Linked DNA regions of Homo sapiens: region 2 is linked to region 1. Evidence: chromatin loops called from intact Hi-C (ENCODE). Cell type or tissue: prostate gland. All regions are shown on one strand. Each heading gives the region's core, and the rest is flanking DNA. Links, peaks and the distances in the headings are about the cores only. Region 1 overlaps CACUL1 (CDK2 associated cullin domain 1). Region 2 has its middle 27 kb from the start of PRLHR.

The links. Peaks named below come from ENCODE experiments on the same cell type or tissue, not always from the same donor. Only the 100,000 strongest peaks of a DNase experiment are listed, where the experiment ranks them.
Region 2: a loop joins it to region 1, with 2.0 times the contacts of the local background. A loop is called at or near these places in 2 of 110 quality-filtered maps.

Annotation. Positions count from the first base shown.
Region 1 is chr10:118,689,876-118,698,948 of GRCh38, forward strand. CACUL1 (CDK2 associated cullin domain 1) reads right to left here. Exons shown (of 9, transcript NM_153810.5): 6 at 5,266-5,355; 7 at 1,390-1,528. Among named protein-coding and RNA genes, the nearest start is that of CACUL1, 61 kb to the right of the region's middle. In prostate gland, for the core only: no CTCF peak of the experiment used is centred there; no DNase peak of the experiment used is centred there.
Region 2 is chr10:118,617,875-118,626,947 of GRCh38, forward strand. No RefSeq gene overlaps it. Among named protein-coding and RNA genes, the nearest start is that of PRLHR, 27 kb to the left of the region's middle. In prostate gland, for the core only: no CTCF peak of the experiment used is centred there; a DNase peak (open chromatin) is centred at 3,607.

The sequences.
Region 1 (9,073 bases), core at 679-8,678:
AAAGGTATAAACTCATCCTAAATTAAGAGCAAATGTTCAAATAAAACATGAATGTATGAAAGTATAAAGACTTCAGAATTATGGTAAGCCTAGAAAAAAACCTATAACATCATACTCAGATTATTTTGCATTTATTTAAGAATACTGGGCCGGGTGCAGTGGCTTACACCTGTAATCCCAGCACTTTGGGAGGCCAAGTGTATCACTTGAGGTCAGGAGATCGAGACCATCCTGGCTAACAAGGTGAAACCCCGTCTCTACTAAAAATACAAAAAATTAGCCGGGCGCGGTGGCGGGCGCCTGTAGTCCCAGCTACTCGGGAGGCTGAGGCAGGAGAATGGCGTGAACCCGGGAAGCGGAGCTTGCAGTGAGCCGAGATTGCGCCACTGCAGTCCGCAGTCCGGCCTGGGCGACAGAGCGAGACTCCGTCTCAAAAAAAAAAAAAAAAAAAAAAAAGAGTAAGGATTATAAAAATGGAAGCTATTACTGTGACCTTAAATGATTTGCTGATACAGGCTATTTTCTCATGGGGAATCACAAAAATTGTATTAAAATGTATTTTAGTTGAAAAATGCACTCTGCAAGATTTTTTGGGATATGACCACGTTAATTAAGCGCAAAAACTTTAGAAAAATTATCAAAACCAAGAAAGGTAAATAAAGAGATGCCCTACTTAAGAAGAAACCACTAGAATTTAGGGCAAAAGGGGAAGTATGAAATACAGAATTTAAAGCCTCTATGCTAGGTTAGTCATAAAAGTACATTATAACAGATCATAAAAGTTCTATATGCACAGGACTAATACAAGAAAATCAAAGTTGAAAGAGCTCCTGGAGCTTGCCCACCTAACTGCTCACCCAGTGGGAAATCCCTTCTTCAAAATGTATGGGCCGGGCATGGTGGCTCATGCCTATGATCCCAGCACTTTGGGAGGCCTAGGCAGGCGGATCACTTGAGGTCAGGAGTTTGAAACCAGCCTGGCCAACATGGTGAAACCCCATCTCTACTAAAAATACAAAACAATTAGCCAGGTGTGGTGGTGGCACACGCCTGTAATCCCAGCTACTTGGGAGGCTAAGGCAGGAGAACTGCTTGAACCCAGGAGGTGGAGGTTGTGGTAAGCCGAGATTGTGCCACTGCATTCCAGCCTAGAAAACGGAGCAAGACTCCATCTCAAAAACAAAACGTACGTAATGAAGAGCAGCTTCCACAAAATCAAAACCTAGCTTCAACATTTCTACAGACAAGGAGCTAATGTCTTCTTGCAGCAGCAAGACTCTTGGCCAGTTACCTCCCATTCTCAGAACCTTACCATTTCTCCCATGTCAAGCCAGACTGGCCTAGGGAAATGGACATATTTGACCACTAAAGGAAAAAAAAACAACTTGCCTTGTAAAACCATTCTGTATAAGTTCTCTTTGAAATTTCTGATCTTGAGCAGCATATTCAGAAAGTTCAGATTCCACCGCCGGAGGGAGAATGTTTGGAATAAATTTAGAAAATAGAGTTGGAGCCATCTGAACCCACTCTGTGAGGAAAGGAAACAATTCATTAAGGAAATCATATAAACACACCAAATTAAATGGAAAAGGGAAAGTTTTCTTTTAAAATATATAGTAAGCCAAATTTAAGCAGGGGAAAAAATTAGTGCAATCCCATTCTGGTAAAGAACATACAAAGTTAAATTTCCCTTCTAAAAAGAATTTTACAGGCCGGGTGCGGCGGCTCACACCTGTAATCCTAGCACTTTGGGAGGCCGAGGCAGGTGGATCACGAGGTCAGGAGATCGAGACCATCCTGGCTAACATGGTGAAACCCCATCTCTACTAAAAATACAAAAAATTAGCCAGACACGGTGGCGGGCACCTGTAGTCCCAGCTACTCAGGAGGCTGAGGCAGGAGAATGGCGTGAACCTGGGAGGCGGAGCTTGCAGTGAGCCGAGATCGCACCACTGCACTCCAGCCTGGGCGACAGAGCGAGACTCCGTCTCAAAAAAAAAAAAAAAAAAAAAAAAGAAAAAGAATTTTATAGTATGAAGAAAGCCATTTTTACTTTACTGATTTAACAGAATTTAGTGAAAACCCCTAGGGAATTTTTGAACAAATCTTACAGAAAATTATAAGTATGGAGGAAAACATGAATGTGATTACCAAACAATTCTGAGTGGGAGGGGACTTGGTGTAAATATCAGCCTTATTAGCCATTAATTAAAACAATATATAGCCCAAGAATAGAACAGTACAAATAATAAGTAGACATATTTAAAAAAAGAGGCAGCACAAAAGGTAGGAGGGACTGAACGTTTAATAAGTGGGCTGGAGGTAACTGGTTAGTACTTTGAAAATATTTTTTGAGCCATGTTCAATTACAGCAAATATATATAAACAACAGTAAAAAAAAAAGTGGTTATCAAATCATTTTTTAAAAGCTCAGGAGACTATAGAAAATAAGGCAAAGAAGTCACAAGAAAACACTTGCACCAGATATGACAAAGATGAATTAGTATCTTTATTATAACGAATATGTACAGATCAGTAAGACCAGATAAATGAGTGAAAGAACCTATAATAATAGAAACAGAATAGCCCTGTTAATATTTAAAAAAATTCAAGCTAAAATAAATATACTCTCTCCTTTTTATTCAGTGAACATTAAAGAGAATTAACACCCACCTGTATCAAGGGCATGGGGAAACCAGTATTTCCCTTCCTTGGTGGTGGTCCTCAATTAACACTATTACTCATTTTGAATTGTTTTAATCTAGCCCTTTTACATTTTTCCTCTTGGAAAACATTTTGGCTACACATGTCAAAAACTATAAAAATATTAATGCTCTTGAATCACTTTAAAAACGATAATCTGAGTAAATGATTATAAATCAGAAAAAGCCACGCTTGATGCTGTGGAACATTTGCTCTGTGGTAAGTAAAAAAGTAGAAGTTAATAAAACGTCTAACAGGAGAATAGCTAATTAAAGCTGGCAAATAAGCACTGCAAATGATACAAGGACCAATCCATTCAGTCACGCCTTGGGAGAAACTCGTGGCAAAATGCTTCCCTCCTTCCAGTCCAGCTCAAATATGGCTTCACTAAGAGTCTCAATACAGTGCTACAGAGAACCACTAATCAGTCACAGCTGGCAAAGTCAAACCCATCTGCCACAAAATAAAGATGAAGAAACAAAGTGTGTGTATTAAATGAAAACGGGCAGAATAGGATTGCTGGAACTATTTCTAAAGAATGGATGCCAAAAATGGTAAGTCATGAGAATCTCCAAGGATTACAGCCCAGGAATCTAGAGTTTAAAAAGCCTTCTTAAGTGACTCAGATGCAGTCATACAAAGACCAGCACTTGCGAACTACTGCAGTAGAACAAACTTTTGCTTTCAAAATTCAACTTTTAAAATATTCTAATCTTAATCTGTCAGGTGAATAAAATGGCTTTAATAAAGCAGGAACATAATGGGTACTGGCAAAACATGTAAATGTCAAAATATGTTTTCAAGTATCTCAGAAAATGTGCAGGGCAGCAAAAGGTTAGTATGTGATAAAATTCACCTTTTCAAAAGGACAATTCTCAAATATAGAATTCTCCTTACAAGTAGTATAAATCCTATTACAAGAGCTTGAACCTGGATAAAATAGCATTTAGATAAACATGTACCCACAATACTTTTCTACCTTTAGTGATAAACTTTATTTTGCAATTTTGTTACGTATGATAAAAGCCAGTGCTTATAAGCTGCCTACTTGGGAGGCAGAATTTGTCATACTGCACTTAGATGCTTTCAAAGGAAAAAAAATCATTCATAACCTGGTACACACACTATTTCAGGAGCCATCTTCATCACACTGCTGTAAAATTCTGAGAAACTAAATACAGAAAAGTATCAGTTTATTGGACATATGCAATAAAATCTTTACTACTTTATACAAGTAATTTCTGTTAAAAGTCACAGAAAGTAAAGCTCAAACCCTAGATCCAAATTTAACAATAAATTTGAATACTCTAGATGTCATTAATCATTTAAAGTAGCCTAAGGGTTTTGTTTTGTTTTGATGGAGTCTCACTCTATCGCCCAGGCTGGAGTGCAGTGGTACAATCAGCTCAGGAAGTAGCTGGGACTACAGGCGCCCGCCACCATACCAGGCTAATTTTTTCTATTTTTAGTAGAGACGAGGTTTCACCGTGTTAGCCAGGATGGTCTGGATCTCCTGACCTCGTGATCTGCCCGCCTCGGCCTCCCAAAGTGCTGGGGATCACAGGTGTGAGCCACCACACCCAGCCTAAGAAGGTATTTCTAAAATCAGTCTACCAGTACCAGTTTTCACTTGGTTTCCATTTTAGCTTGCTAAATTCTGACAGGTCGTTTAATTAAGCAAACAAGCCATCAATTAATTAAAATAACCATTAAACTCAAATGGATAGTAATAACAGCAGTGAATGTTTGCATGCTTATTATGTTATCAGGTACTGTGCGTTAAGCTCTTTATATCATGTTTTATTTCATTTAATCCTCAAACAACAAAAGAATTTCACAAAAAGGTAATTACTATCTAAAAAGCATTCCTTGTATTTATAGATTGTAGAACAACGTTCTATCCTGATAACTTTTGTAATCTCTCTCCCATGGACATTTATAAGTTGCTAGACAACTCTATGACAAGTTTGAGGTTCCGGCTTATAGAAAGATATATACAAAAGCTCCTTGGGATTCCTTTAAATTTATAATGTTTTATTCTAAGATAGAGAGACACATTAAGAATTTAAAAACCATGCTTTTGACTATAGTGATCTTTGGTATTTGCTTTGGTTCTTGTGATTGTCTCTCTCCCCAGAACATCCTTACAAAATGACTGTAACTTTACCAACACTTCTAGATTCTTCGCAAGTTACTTAACAGGCCTAAGAAGACGGGGTTGTGAATGTGGATGTCTGTAAGTATGTGCAGCGTGAGGCAGGAAGTAAAGAAGAAACTAAGACCAAACATGAGATTCAATTTTATCCAAAGTGTATCCTACAATTTATTTCTTGTATTTCCCTCACAGGTTCTGCAAAAACCACACTAGTTGGTTTCCACTAGCAGAGAACATTCCAACTGAGCTCTGAGTTTACATTTCACAATGATGAGTATCTACTCAATTTTTTTGCTCCAGCAAATCCAAGTACCATTAAGCCTCACAAAACACATACAGAACCACTGCCCTCTTGGAAAAGGCTGTAACAAACAGTTCCAATCCCAACAGAAATGAGAAATGTTTACCTGGTCTGAGGGTATACAGGCCTTTCACAATATTTGCCATAGTTGAAGGTGTGACCTGAAATGGTGTTGACTGGGCTTCTAAAAGTAAAGCTGAAATAAGAAAACAGGTTAAAAAGAATGTAACACATATTGACTGTCAAGATTTCTCTATTACTGTTTCTCCCAAAGACTCCTGAAACATAAACAATTGTAAGAAAGGAACAGTCCAATAAACCAATCAAATGTTTATATACTAAGGATTTTATTTTTTTAATCCACTGCAGTAGCTAAAATACGTGAAGGTCTGCTGGCCACTAATGGAAATGAATCAATTCATGAAGGTTCTGAAAAGTAAGTAAAGCTTTCTAAAAGCACTAGTATAATGTATCATGAATGATACATTATAAGTGAGTTGAAAGTGCTTCCATTACATTTGGAGAATAAAGTATCATATGATAATCTCCCTCAATCATTTCTCCTTCCCCCAAAACACCATTAGTAATTATTTGGTAACTGTGATCAGAGACAGAAATTCATTTCCACAAATGCTATAGCTACATCTACTATTTTCTTACAAGAGCTAAGGGCAAGGGATGATAATGGCTCATCTTTCTCATTTTCATGTCTTTGGTGACCCTGACTCTGAACATGACAACAGAGACAGTTTTCTTTTAGGTTATCTACTGCCACACAAACATTTTTAAGAAGTTTTTAACGAGTAAGAATAATTCCTCTAGATAAGATCACTAACAAATACAAGTGAATTCCATTGATAAGTGAACACAACAGATACTACTGACCTAAAATGATTCATTTTTAATTTATCTCAAAGAGCTGCATTTGCTAATAACAACAAAAAACTTAGTAGGATTTTACCCTCAGCCAGGCTTGTAACATCACATATAAACTGATTTTGTTCTGTTCATGCCTTTCTAAAAAGAGAAATGCCATCTTACTAGGCCAATAAGGATTTTACAGTCTCAAACGTACAATTTGAGTTATGTTTGAATATATATGATGGCCATCAGAGATGCACTCACTGTTCAAGTCTATCCTTCCAATTTTATCATCAGTAGATAGTTACAATTTTGAATGGCACAGACCACCAGGGGTGTCCAGTCTTTTGGCTCCCCTGGCCCACACTAGAAGAAGAACTGTCTTGGGCCACACATAAAATACACTAACGACAGCTGATGAGCTTAAAAAAAAATTGCAAAAAAACTCGTTTTAAGAAAATTTACAGGCTGGCACAGTGGCTCACGCCTGTAATCCCAACACTTTGGGAGGCTGAGGCAGGTGGAACACAAGGTCAGGAGTTCAAGACCAACCTGGCCAACTTGGTGAAACCCCCGTCTCTACTAAAAATACAAAAAAATTGGCTAGGCGTGGCGGCAGGCGCCTGTAATCCCAGCTACTCAGGAGGCTGAGGCAGAGAATTGCTTGAACCTGGGAGGCGGAGGCTGCAGTGAGCCAAGATCCCGCTACTGCACTCCAGCTTGGGTAACACAGCGAGACACTATCTAATAAAAAAAAAAGTTTACGAATTTGTGTTGGGCAGCATTCAAAGCCATACTAGGCCGCATGCGGCCCGCAGGCCATGGGTTGAACAAGCTTGGCATAGACAAATGCTAAGCATTTCAGAAAATCATGTTGCTTTAAAATGCAGTGTTTAAAAATTTAAATTCTAAGTGTTAGGTTTTCAAAGTTCTCTCTATTAATCCATCTTCCTAACCTTTTCACCATTTTGGCCTCCAATTAGCCTTGCTCCCACTAACTCTTCGTATTCAACCACATATTCATTATGTGGTCAAGTATATACATTTGCAAACAACTCCTACCATAACTGAAATCCCCTATGTCAAATTTGATAAAGAAATGATAAATATAATACAAAGATATATACATAAAATGTACAGAAATTAATTTGAAATAAATTTAAAATGATTTTAGGAAAACAGTGTTTAAAACTTAAAAGATTTTCTAGTTAATCTCCCCTTTTAAGGAAAAAGAAATGGGAGTTTGGGGGTGGTAACTTGAGAGAGAAAAGAGTACTGAGCATTTAGTAAGTGCTACGTACTTTACATATATTTAATTCTCACAAGCTTTATCATCTACCTTTTTATTTTTAACAAGTGAGGAAACTGAGGCCAAAATAAAAACTCATCACTGAATAATTCATCTGAAGTCACAGAGCTAGCTAGAGGCAGAAGAAGTTTGAGAACTTGTGTTTCACTCTAAATTCTGTACTCTACTTCACCATACCAACACTGAAATGCTTGCTTATACGCAACAATCATCCCACAGATATCAATAAGCCGTATAGTTTAAACACTAGAATAGATAACTTCTAATCCTAAAATCTAGACAGGTTAAGTGTCTTGCTGAAAGTCACACACCTTTTGATACCTGAATTGGGACCAGAACCAAGCTCCTCTGCTCTTTCAAGTATTCCTCAGTGCTACACACTTGCTCAGGAGACTCTCTCCTTTATTAATGTGAAAAGCAATTCATAAAACTGAAAATACTCTTGGCTTCAAAAAATTTCAAACTACAATGGTTTGATCTAAAAGGCAGAACTGCCTAAGAAAATTAACTAAAACGTAACTATTTAGAACACTGTGCAAACTGAACTATAAATCTGCTGCTGCAAAAGTCAACACACTATATTTTCCCAGGAAATTTTCTATCATTAATTAACCCCATGCTACACATTTGTTACATTTGCTCAGAATCACCAACATACGACGTAAATACTTTAACAATAGAGCCTAGTAGTTTACTTTCAGCCAAAAATAGAAGCCACTTTATTTTATAAGCAAATATGCATAAAAATGATTATACCATGGAGCCGATAGAAAACTAGTTTTATTCCCAGTAAGAAGTCATTGTCTTCATTCATGAAACATACTAATAATGAATAATATGGGGCAATCAAGAACTGATTCTTTATTAACAGACAGTATTCATTTTACATTTTTGTGTTGTTTTTAAGACGTGGCTCCCAAATTCTTCTGACAAACCTCTTTTGCTTTTTTTTTTTTTTTTGAGACGGAGTCTCACTCTGTAGCCAGGCTGGAGTGCAGTGGCGATCTTGGCTCACTGCAACCTCTGACTCCTGGGTTCAAGTGATTCTCCTGCCTCAGCCTCCCAAGTAGCTGGGATTACAGGCACGTGCCACCACACCCGGCTAATTTTTGTATTTTTAGTAGAGACAGGGTTTCACCATGTTGACCAGGCTGGTCTCGATCTCCTGACCTCAAGTGATCCGCCTGCCTCGGCCTCCCAAAGTGCTGGGATTACAGGTGTGAGCCATCGCGCCCAGCCGACATGCCTTTTATCAAGAGGTGGGATACATTCCTCTCCTGGAATTTGGGCTCTGTGACCCTCGCCCAGCAGAATACAGCAAAAGTGGCACTGTGCCAGTTTCTGAGCCGAGGACCTAAGATACCAGCAATTTCCATTTCCTGTATCTTGAGATACTCACTCATGAAGGAAACACAGAGGAACCAAAAGCTAGCACCAACCTACCAGCCACGTGAATGAGTCACACTGAAAGTGCCAGCCCCCAGCTGAGCCACATCAGACAATGCTGAGCAGAACAGAGATAAGCTACCCCACCCCAAGCCCTCCCAAACTGCAGAGCAAAATAAAAGACTGTTGTTTTAAGCCACTGTATTTTTGGATGATTTGTTATACACCGATAATAAATGGAACACTAGTTTTCCAGATCTATCTGAAGCCACGGGAAGGAAATTACTGATCAGATTGTAGAAAGTTACAGAAATTGAATGTAGTTATTTTTTTGCTGCAGTAAAGGGGTAAGTAATAT
Region 2 (9,073 bases), core at 502-8,501, 72 kb before region 1:
ATTGTTTATACTCAGAAATATTCTTTATGAATATATTTTCTTGACTCTACTTTCAGATGAATTAATTATATTCAACAAATAGATCATCCTAGGGCTCTAGTCTTATGAGTATTTCTTATAAATATGTTCCTGTTTCCCAGTTTTCCTGCTTGCTCCTCTGGGACTCTCCTCTCTCTGCCCCCATCATCGTTTACTGTTTTCAGCCTCTGGTTTTGGCAACAGGGAGCCAGGGGAAAGACTGAATATTTCTTAAAATACTGCTATGAAGACAAAGGGAAAACCAGTAAATTAAAACTACCCAGGTTTATTTTATTTTATTGTTAGTAAATGTGGTGAGTTGATAGTTGAGCATTCAGCTTATTTGATTTTCTATGAATTAACCTGGTGGCAGGTAATGTGGAAAAGTTATCGTGACATGAGGGTTTGGGTTGGCTACCAGTCCAGTAGGAACTCTGTGAGGAGTAGTTAGTAAGAAAGCTAACTCATATTTAGACAACATTATTAATTTTTTTATTTTTATGTATGTATGTGTATATGTATTTCGGAGACACGGTCTCACACTGTTGCCAGACTGGAGTGCAGATGCATGATCTTAACTCACTGCAGCCTCGAACTCCTGGGATCAAGCAATCCTCCCACCTCAGCATCCTGAGTAGCTAGGACTACAGGTACATGCCACCATGCCTAGCTAATTTTTTTATTTTTAGTGGCAATGACAACATCTCATTATTTTGCCCAGGTTGATCTCAAACTCCTGGGCTCAAGCAGTCCTCCTGCCTCAGCCTCCCAAAGCACTGGGATTACAGGCATGAGCCACTGTGCCCAGCCAGGCAACATTATTAATAATAATGGCCTTTGCCCATGACCACAGTTGATTGAGTCAGAGGTGGGCAGCTGACCCAAGCAAGGCCAATCAGAATTCTTCCCTAAGACTTTTCAAATTGAGATTGAGAAAGAGAATGAGCCTTCCCTAAGTTATAATCCTTGAGAAGAAGTAAGACAGGGAACAGTAGGCAGGCTTGTTTCTCAGAGGTGAAATAAGCCCCCATCTTCAGGGAGAGAAAGGAGCTGACTGGCAGAGAGCAGCAAAGAGCACAGAGCAAGAGAGTCCTGGCAGAGTCCCAGCACCTGGATCCTGCTCTTCCTGAAGCCCACCTGCATCCTTGTCCTGCCCAAAGGAAGGGGTGGCCAGTTCCAACCTGAGGGGATGGGTCAGGTTGTGCTTGGAGTGAGTCTCAGAAGATAAGAAAGAAAATGCCAGCTGGGTGCGGTGGCTCACGCCTGTAATCCCAGCACTTTGGGAGGCCGAGGCGGGCGGATCACGAGGTCAGGAGATCGAGACCATCCTGGCTAACACAGCGAAACCCCATCTCTACTAAAAATACAAAAAATTAGCCGGACATGGTGGCAGGCGCCTGTAGTCCCAGCTACTCGAGAGGCTGAGGCAGGAGAATGGCGTGAACCTGGGAGGCGGAGCTTGCGGTGAGCGGAGATCGTGCCAGCCTGGGCGACAGAGCGAGACTCTGTCTCAGAAAAAAAACAAAAGAAAGAAAGAAAATGCCAGACCAGAAGTACCAGAGGCACCAGCTGCTAAGTGGAGTTGGCAGTGGGGAGACTCAGACGCCCAGAGAAGGCAGGCTGGGGAGGCAGGGCCAGATCTGGAAGGAACCTGTAACCACGCTAAGGAGTTTGCGCTTTATTCTCTAAGAACCAGGACCCATTGGTGAGTCTTACACAGGAAAGTAGAGTTTCTTCAGGCAGGAGTCTGGAGGGTGAATTGCAGTGGGGAAAGGCAGGAACGAGGGTGCCCTGTGGGAGGCTGCTGCAGAGGTCCAGGTGACAGGGTGGAGAGCCCAAACAGGGTGGAGAGAAGTGACACAGAGGAGCATTGCTAACTCCCTGGACCACCCCACTTCCCATCTCTGGGTGGGTCAAACTTCTGGGCAGTGGGAGAGAGCAGCCTTCTGGATGGTTTCACAGGCTACCTTAGAGAGCACATGCCTACCTGTGCCCAGCCTGGGTTCCTCAAATGCTAGATTTCCTTCCAAACACACTAGGTAGCAGGCATGGCCAGACAACCTGGATATTTATTCCAAGGCCTCTATCAGAGCCGATAGGAGAACCCCAGGCCAGCAGCTCCCAGGAGGCGCTCTCTCTCTTTTCTGGACACACGGACTTCATGACACATTCTTTGTCTATCACACATCCCAAATTCCTGTGCCCAGGTAGTCCCCACAAAGTGGAGCCACCCACACCACATGGGCCCTGCCTCTGATTACAGTTCACCTACCTCCCTGCCTTGGCTTATCTTTGTTTTAATGCCAGGGTGGTAAAATGGGGACCTGTTGCCAGGACAATGCAGAGTGGCATGTGCCTTAACAGGGCCATGTGACTCTGAGACTTTGTCTGATGTCCACCACGTCCCCAGCCACCACCCCACCTGGGCTGCCTCCTCGCGTTTCCCCCACTTCCTCCAATTTGCCTCATTCCTTCCCCTCAAGGTCTGCAGAGCCAGCACCTTCCTTCTGAATCTGCTCCTTTAGCTCCTATGTCTACTGGCAAACTTGATGCATTTCCCCTCCTCCTAAATCTGAGATCCATGTCCCTTCCGACATCAATCACTCTGCCCAACCCCCTTGCACTTTTGACAAGTGGCATTCTAAACTATCTGTCTCAAAAAAGAGTCAGATGTGATTATTTCTCCCATCCATCCTTTTAGCTGCATTTTTCCCTCATATTGCTCTGCCCTAATATAATACCAATAAAACAATAATGAGAATCCCACTGATGTAATTTCTCTTATTATGCCATATAATGGACCCCCAAGCCTCTTCCAGCCCAATTGCTATATCCAGATGCTTTTTTTTTCCACCACTGCACATAAAGGGCTTTGACTTGCTTCTCTGTCCCTTTGTTCCGGTAGCTCATGCCCCTGCCATCTTTCACCATGGCTTTATAAGTGCTGAGTTGCCCATTGTGTAGGTAGGCTGCTTTCCAGATGAAGGCAAAGTTCCTTTTTTTATTCACTGCATTTCAGGGCCTTTTGGATGTCAAGAGGGATGTCCTTAAAAGCACCTGTTTCTTGGGCAGGAACAGATACAATGTACTTCAGGAACACTCTGTGACTTGTTGGCTCGTCTACATAGAGCTCTCTCCATCCTTGCAATTGGCCACAGCACAAGGGGAGGCTTCTCAGATGACCCATCCCTCACTTCCTTCCTCTGGGGCTACCCTAGTACCCTGAAGGTGGGAATGCAGATGTGGGCACATGCATTTCAACAGACCCAGTTGCAAACAGACGTCGAAACCAAGGGGCTTCCACGCAGCAACTTGTGGACATGGCCATCATACCTTCCCGAAGGGATCTGAGATCTGTCCCCAGGGCCACTGCTTCAACTTCCAGTTGAACAGCAAGATGGGCTTCTATTTCCCACTTAGGACACAACCTTCCTTCTCTTACAGCCATGTTCAGAACTAGATGAGATCCAGCCCACACCCACTTCTGGACCAGCTGTCCCATAACAGTTCCCACATGGCTGGGGCCCTGATGACATCCTGCAGCCCTGTCAGTCACCAGTCACCAACCCCGGCCGCCAGCGAGCTCACAGCATGCACCAGACACATTACTCACAACCCTCCTCCTTTCACGTGTATCTGTATACATTGGTACCACCCTGTTAAAAATAATCCACCTTCCCCATAAGAACAGTCCGTTCCTCTCCTGGCTAAACACACAGAGCTTGTGTTTAAATAACTGTTTCCTTCAAGAATTGTAAGTTCCCATTTCCTTGTCTGTTTTTAACTTTTGGCTCAGCTTCCTGGAATTTACTTCAAACTGTGTAGATGTAGACATGACCTGCCCGAGGGCATCATTTGAGAACTAACCAGCTGAAAAGAGAAACTCAAATCTCTCCCCGGGGAAACATCAAAGAGCCCTCAACATAGAGCACCCAGTGTCATTGAAAAAAAAAAAACTCATACACCTGCAAAAGATAAAAATGAAAGGGAGAGTGCCACAGAAGATATTAGCTCTTGAAGTTTTGCTGGAAACTCTTCTCTGATTTTCTCCACTTGAGCTCCATATTTGAATTTGTTTTCTATTCCTGAAATTGTTTCTTCACCTTTGTCAATATTCATTTCCCTATCCCAGGCATCTTTAGAGTTGAGCTCTAGTTTCTCAGAGGAACATGGATACACACGTATTACCTTAGTGTTGTTGCCCCATAATTCCTTATACTCACTGAGACTATCAAAAAAGGAGAATAAGGCCAGGCATAGTGGCTCATGCCTGTAATCCCAGCACTTTGGGAGGCCGAGGCGGGCGGATCACGAGGTCAGGAGATCGAGACCATCCTGGCTAACATGGTGAAACCCCGTCTCTACTAAAAATACAAAAAATTAGCCGGGTGTAGCGGCGGGCACCTGTAGTACCAGCTACTCGGGAGGCTGAGGCAGGAGAATGGCATGAACCCAGGAGGCAGAGGTTGCAGTGAGCGGAGATCGTGCCACTGTACTCTAGCCTGGGAGAAAGAGTGAGACCCTGTCTCAAAAAAAAAAAAAAAAGGAGAATCAAATTAATATCCACTTACCTAAGAAACATGCTGTGGTGGCTGGGCACGATGGCTCACACCTGTAATCCCAGCACTTTGGAAGGCCGAGGCGGGAAGATCACCTGAGGTCAGGAGTTCGAGACCAGACTGGCCAACATAGTGAAACCCCATCTCTACTAAAAATACAAAATTAGCCAGGCATGGTGGCACACACCTGTAATCTCAGCTACTCGGGAGGCTGAGGCAGGAGAATCGCTTGAACCCGGGAGGTGGAAGTTGTAGTGAGTGGAGGTCGTGCCACTGCACTCCAGCCTGGGTGAGAGAGCAAGACTCTGTCTCAAAAAAAAAAAAAAAAAATCAGAAATGTGCTGTGGCAGAGACTGTTCCGTCTTCACCAAACTCTGTTTCGTTTTTCTCCTGAACATGAGCCAGGCTGTATTTCTCAGCCTTCTGTGCAGTTAGGGGGCACATGTGACTAAGTACTGGCCAAGGGAATGAGGGTGGGATTGGTGGACACCACTTCATGATCTTCTCCCCTAAAAAACCTCCTTCATGACCTTTTCCCTTCTGCTTGCTGAAAGGAAAGAGGACAAAACCTTAGAGGAGCAAAGACTCACATCTTGGAAGAAACCTGGGCCCCTTAATGACAGTGCAGAGCAGACTAAACCTTGTCCCCACTTCCCAGTGACCACTACTTAAGCCACACTGAACCGTGACATGAGCAAGAAATACAATTTGACTGTATTAAGGCACTGAGATTTGAGAAGTTTTGTCATATCAATTATTCTACCACAAATTACACATGTGCCAGGTAAGACAATTTCAAAACTTCCACCCAACGAGTTTACATAGAACAACTTCCATTGCTCATATATCTTCCATATTGACTATGCTGTGTCCCTCAAGAATCAATCCACAAAAGGCAAAGACACAACCCAGTTATGACATTTCAGTTCCAATTCTGTGGTCAGCTTACATTCAGATATTTCCCAGTGTCATTACAAATAATAACTATTGTTTTTATCTCATCCCCAAGAGTTTTGATAACCACACTAAAACATGAAATAAAACAAAATTCAACGTCACAACTACAGTAAGTTTGGGTGCAAATATCTCAATGTTTGCACGGATGAATTCAATGTCTCCATGCCTACACCCTTAATGCTCCTCCACTGAGAACCCTCCTTATCAAGGGGCCTCAGCTGAGACCGTTTCTCCACTCCGACTCTATACTTTTTCTCTCCAAGACCCCTGGATCTATAAAGGCAAGAGCGATATGGTTTGGCTCTGTGTCCCTGCCCAAATTTCATGTTGAATTGTAATCCCCAGTGTTGGAGGAGGGGCCTGGTGGGAAGTGATTGGATCACGCGGGCGGATTTCCCCCTTGCTGTTCTCGTGATGGTGAGTGAGTCCTCACGAGATCTGATGGTTTTATAAATGGCAGCTTTCCCTACCCTCTTCTCACTCTCTCGCCATCTTGTGAAGGAAGTGTCTGTTTTCCCCTTTGCCTTCTGCCATGATTGTAAGTTTCCTGAGGTCTCCCCAGCCCTGCAGAACTGTGAGTCAATTAAACCTCTTTTCTTTATATTAGGTTGGTACCAAAGTAATTGTGATGTTTGCCATTGAAAGTAATTGGAAAAGTAACAAATTATCCAGTCTCAGGTGTGTCTTTATAGCAGTGTTAAAACGAACTAATTCAAGGAGCCTTTTTGTTAGGGGCTCCTGAGCTGTAAGGCAGTTGCCCCTGTCTGCACTGCATCTGATTGGATGCCACCCCATCATTGCCCAGTGCCTTTCTAGGGGGAAACCATGAGGAGTGGTGCCTTCCTCTTTTTGGCTCCTCGCTTGCTTGCTCTATCACAGTATATGAGGAAAGGCTTGATTGTTACTTTTGGTTTGGTTCTGTGTCCTAATTAACCCCCTCAACAGCTGGCAGCTCAACAGTTTTTTCTTAACTGCCGGAGTTTGTCTCTATGGCTCCCACCCAAGCAATTTCAGAAACGCAAATGCATCCAATTCAAATGCATCTTGGAGTTAAGGCCCAGTTCTCCGTTTTCCTTGTCTCTCTTTTGTTGTGTGTGTGTTCCTCTCCTTCTCCAATTCTTTCTCTCCTGAAAGTCTGGCTGGACCACCACATTTCTCCTGAGTTTATCAGCTGAGCTCCTAGGAGTTTGTATTTAATATTAGCTAATAGTTATACGTTTCCTATCATCCCGTATCATGGATATCCTCCTGATCAGTTGCACTCACTCAGGCTGAGAAAATAAGTTATGACCTAGAGGAAGGGAAAAGGCTAAGAGGTAGATTCCAGGGGCTCTGGCTTGTGTGATGAAAGGAGAAATTTGCTTAGGGGAAGATGATTGTTTCACTTTGGGATGGGCTGTGTTTGAGTTGCTGTCATCCAACCAGCTGGAGATGCCCAGTGTGGATTAATGAATCGGCTTGGTGGGTGCTTTCCAGTACAGATGGAAGATTAAAGCCATGGATCGCCTGCCAAGCACGTGTCCCAGGGACTTCTGCACCCTGGGAGCAGTTGGGACACGTGGACTTTGGGGATGGAGCCCATTCCACAAAAAATAAAAAGAGGTACTCATGTCAGAGGCATTAGAACCAGAGCGACTCCATCTTGAGTGAGGGCTAGGAAAAATGAGGCTGGGGCTTGCTGGGCTGCATTCCCAGAAAGGTATTATTCCTAGCCTCTAGATGTTTATGGTTAAGTGAACAGATTGATAACATTTACTAAACAGACCCAGACTTAGGAGTGTTCTGATATCCCAGTCTCTTAACAGAAGAAGTCCTAATTTCCCTTTAAAGATAATATTGATTCTTGCAAAATATAGTAATTAAGAAAACTAATCCTTTATCACAGACCCTTGTAGGAGAGCACATCTCCCCATTATCTTTTTTTATCCTATATACTTATAAAGTATTGTACCTAGGTTGGACACATTCCTCCTCTTACTTTCGGGAACGCCCTACTCTATGGAGTAGCTGTTCTTTCACCACTTAACTTTCTTAATAAACTTGCTTTTGCTTTGTCCTGTGGACTCACTCTGAATTCATTCTTGTGTGAGATCCAAGAACACTCTTGGGGTCTGGATCTAGACCCCTTTCCTGTAACACTAACAAAGCCTCTTGCCACCCAGCAAAGTGTGAGAAGGACAATCACATTTCTACCAGAGAAACAAGCCCTGCATCTTGCACTGTGCCCTTTCAGTGAGAAAACAAAGCAGAAAATCAGAGCTCTGCTTCCAAGGAGACGCCTCCCCTGCAGGGTCAGAGTGACCTGAGCTCACTTGAACTGTTTTTTCCCCACCACAATAAGGACTCTCTAGAAACACAATTATCTTCACGTGGCCAACACTGGGCTCTTTGGCCAAGACAGCTGAATAAAGACCCTGTTATTGAACCAACCTGGGGTCCGCATGCCAGGTAGAGTAAGGATAGAACATCCACACTGAGGTTTGCAGCAGAAGACAGGAAGGCATTTATTTGCCGGGCAGCATTGCCCGATTTTCCTTACTTGGTGCCTGGCAAAAATGCCTTCCTCTCTTCCTTACTTGGTGACTAGCAAATAATCCTGACCTCACTGATGGTTTGCAGGTAAGAATTTTTAAAGGCAGGGATCAGCTTCAGGAAAGCAGAAATTACAGGCAAAATTGTAAATCAGTAGATGAAGTTTACACATTGGTTTTGGCCTAAAAGGGTAGGATATCTTGACATGGCGGCTTACATGTTAATAGGTAGATTCAAAGATTTTCTGATTTGCAATTGGTTAAGGAAGAGAAGCTTTATTTAAAAACTGGGGGTCAGGCTGGCCATGGTGGCTCACACCTGTAATCCCAGCACTTCGGGAGGCTGAGGCAGGTGGATCACTTGAGGTCAGGAGTTTGAGACCAGCCTGGTCAACATGGCGAAACCCCGTCTCTACTAAAAATACAAAAATTAGCCAGGCGTGGTGGCACATGCCTGTAGTCCCACTACTTGGGAGGCTGAGGCAGGAGAATTGCTTGAACCCGGGAGGCAGAGGTTGCAGTGAACTGAGATCACGCCACTGCACTCCAGCCTGGGCAATGGAGCAAGGCTCCATCTCAAAAAATAATAACAAAATAAAAACTGGAGGTTAGCAGAAAATGTTAGCTCCGGCTCCTGGGTGTGACTTCCTCTAGACCCCTCAGGAAGAAATTTAGAAGAAAGAACAGTGGTCTGAGGTCAGTCCTCAGTTCCCCTTTATCTGAGGTCTACGAGCCAGTCTGGTGGGGGTCCAGGTTTCTGAGAAACAACTTGGGGACATATAGTAAGATGTTGCCTTTGGTTTCTATAGGGAACCAAACAGCCTGTGATTTCAGCTTCCTTGGCTATTGTTCTAAGCTACTATTACCTTCTTGCCTATCAGGTTGCTTATTTACTTCTCAGAGCAAGCTAGGTAGGTGCCTGGAATTTCCCTAGATGGAACTCAAGATGTTCCTTTAATTCCATGCTTGGGGTCTCGACAGCTTTTTGGGGGGCGAGTGGGGGACGGC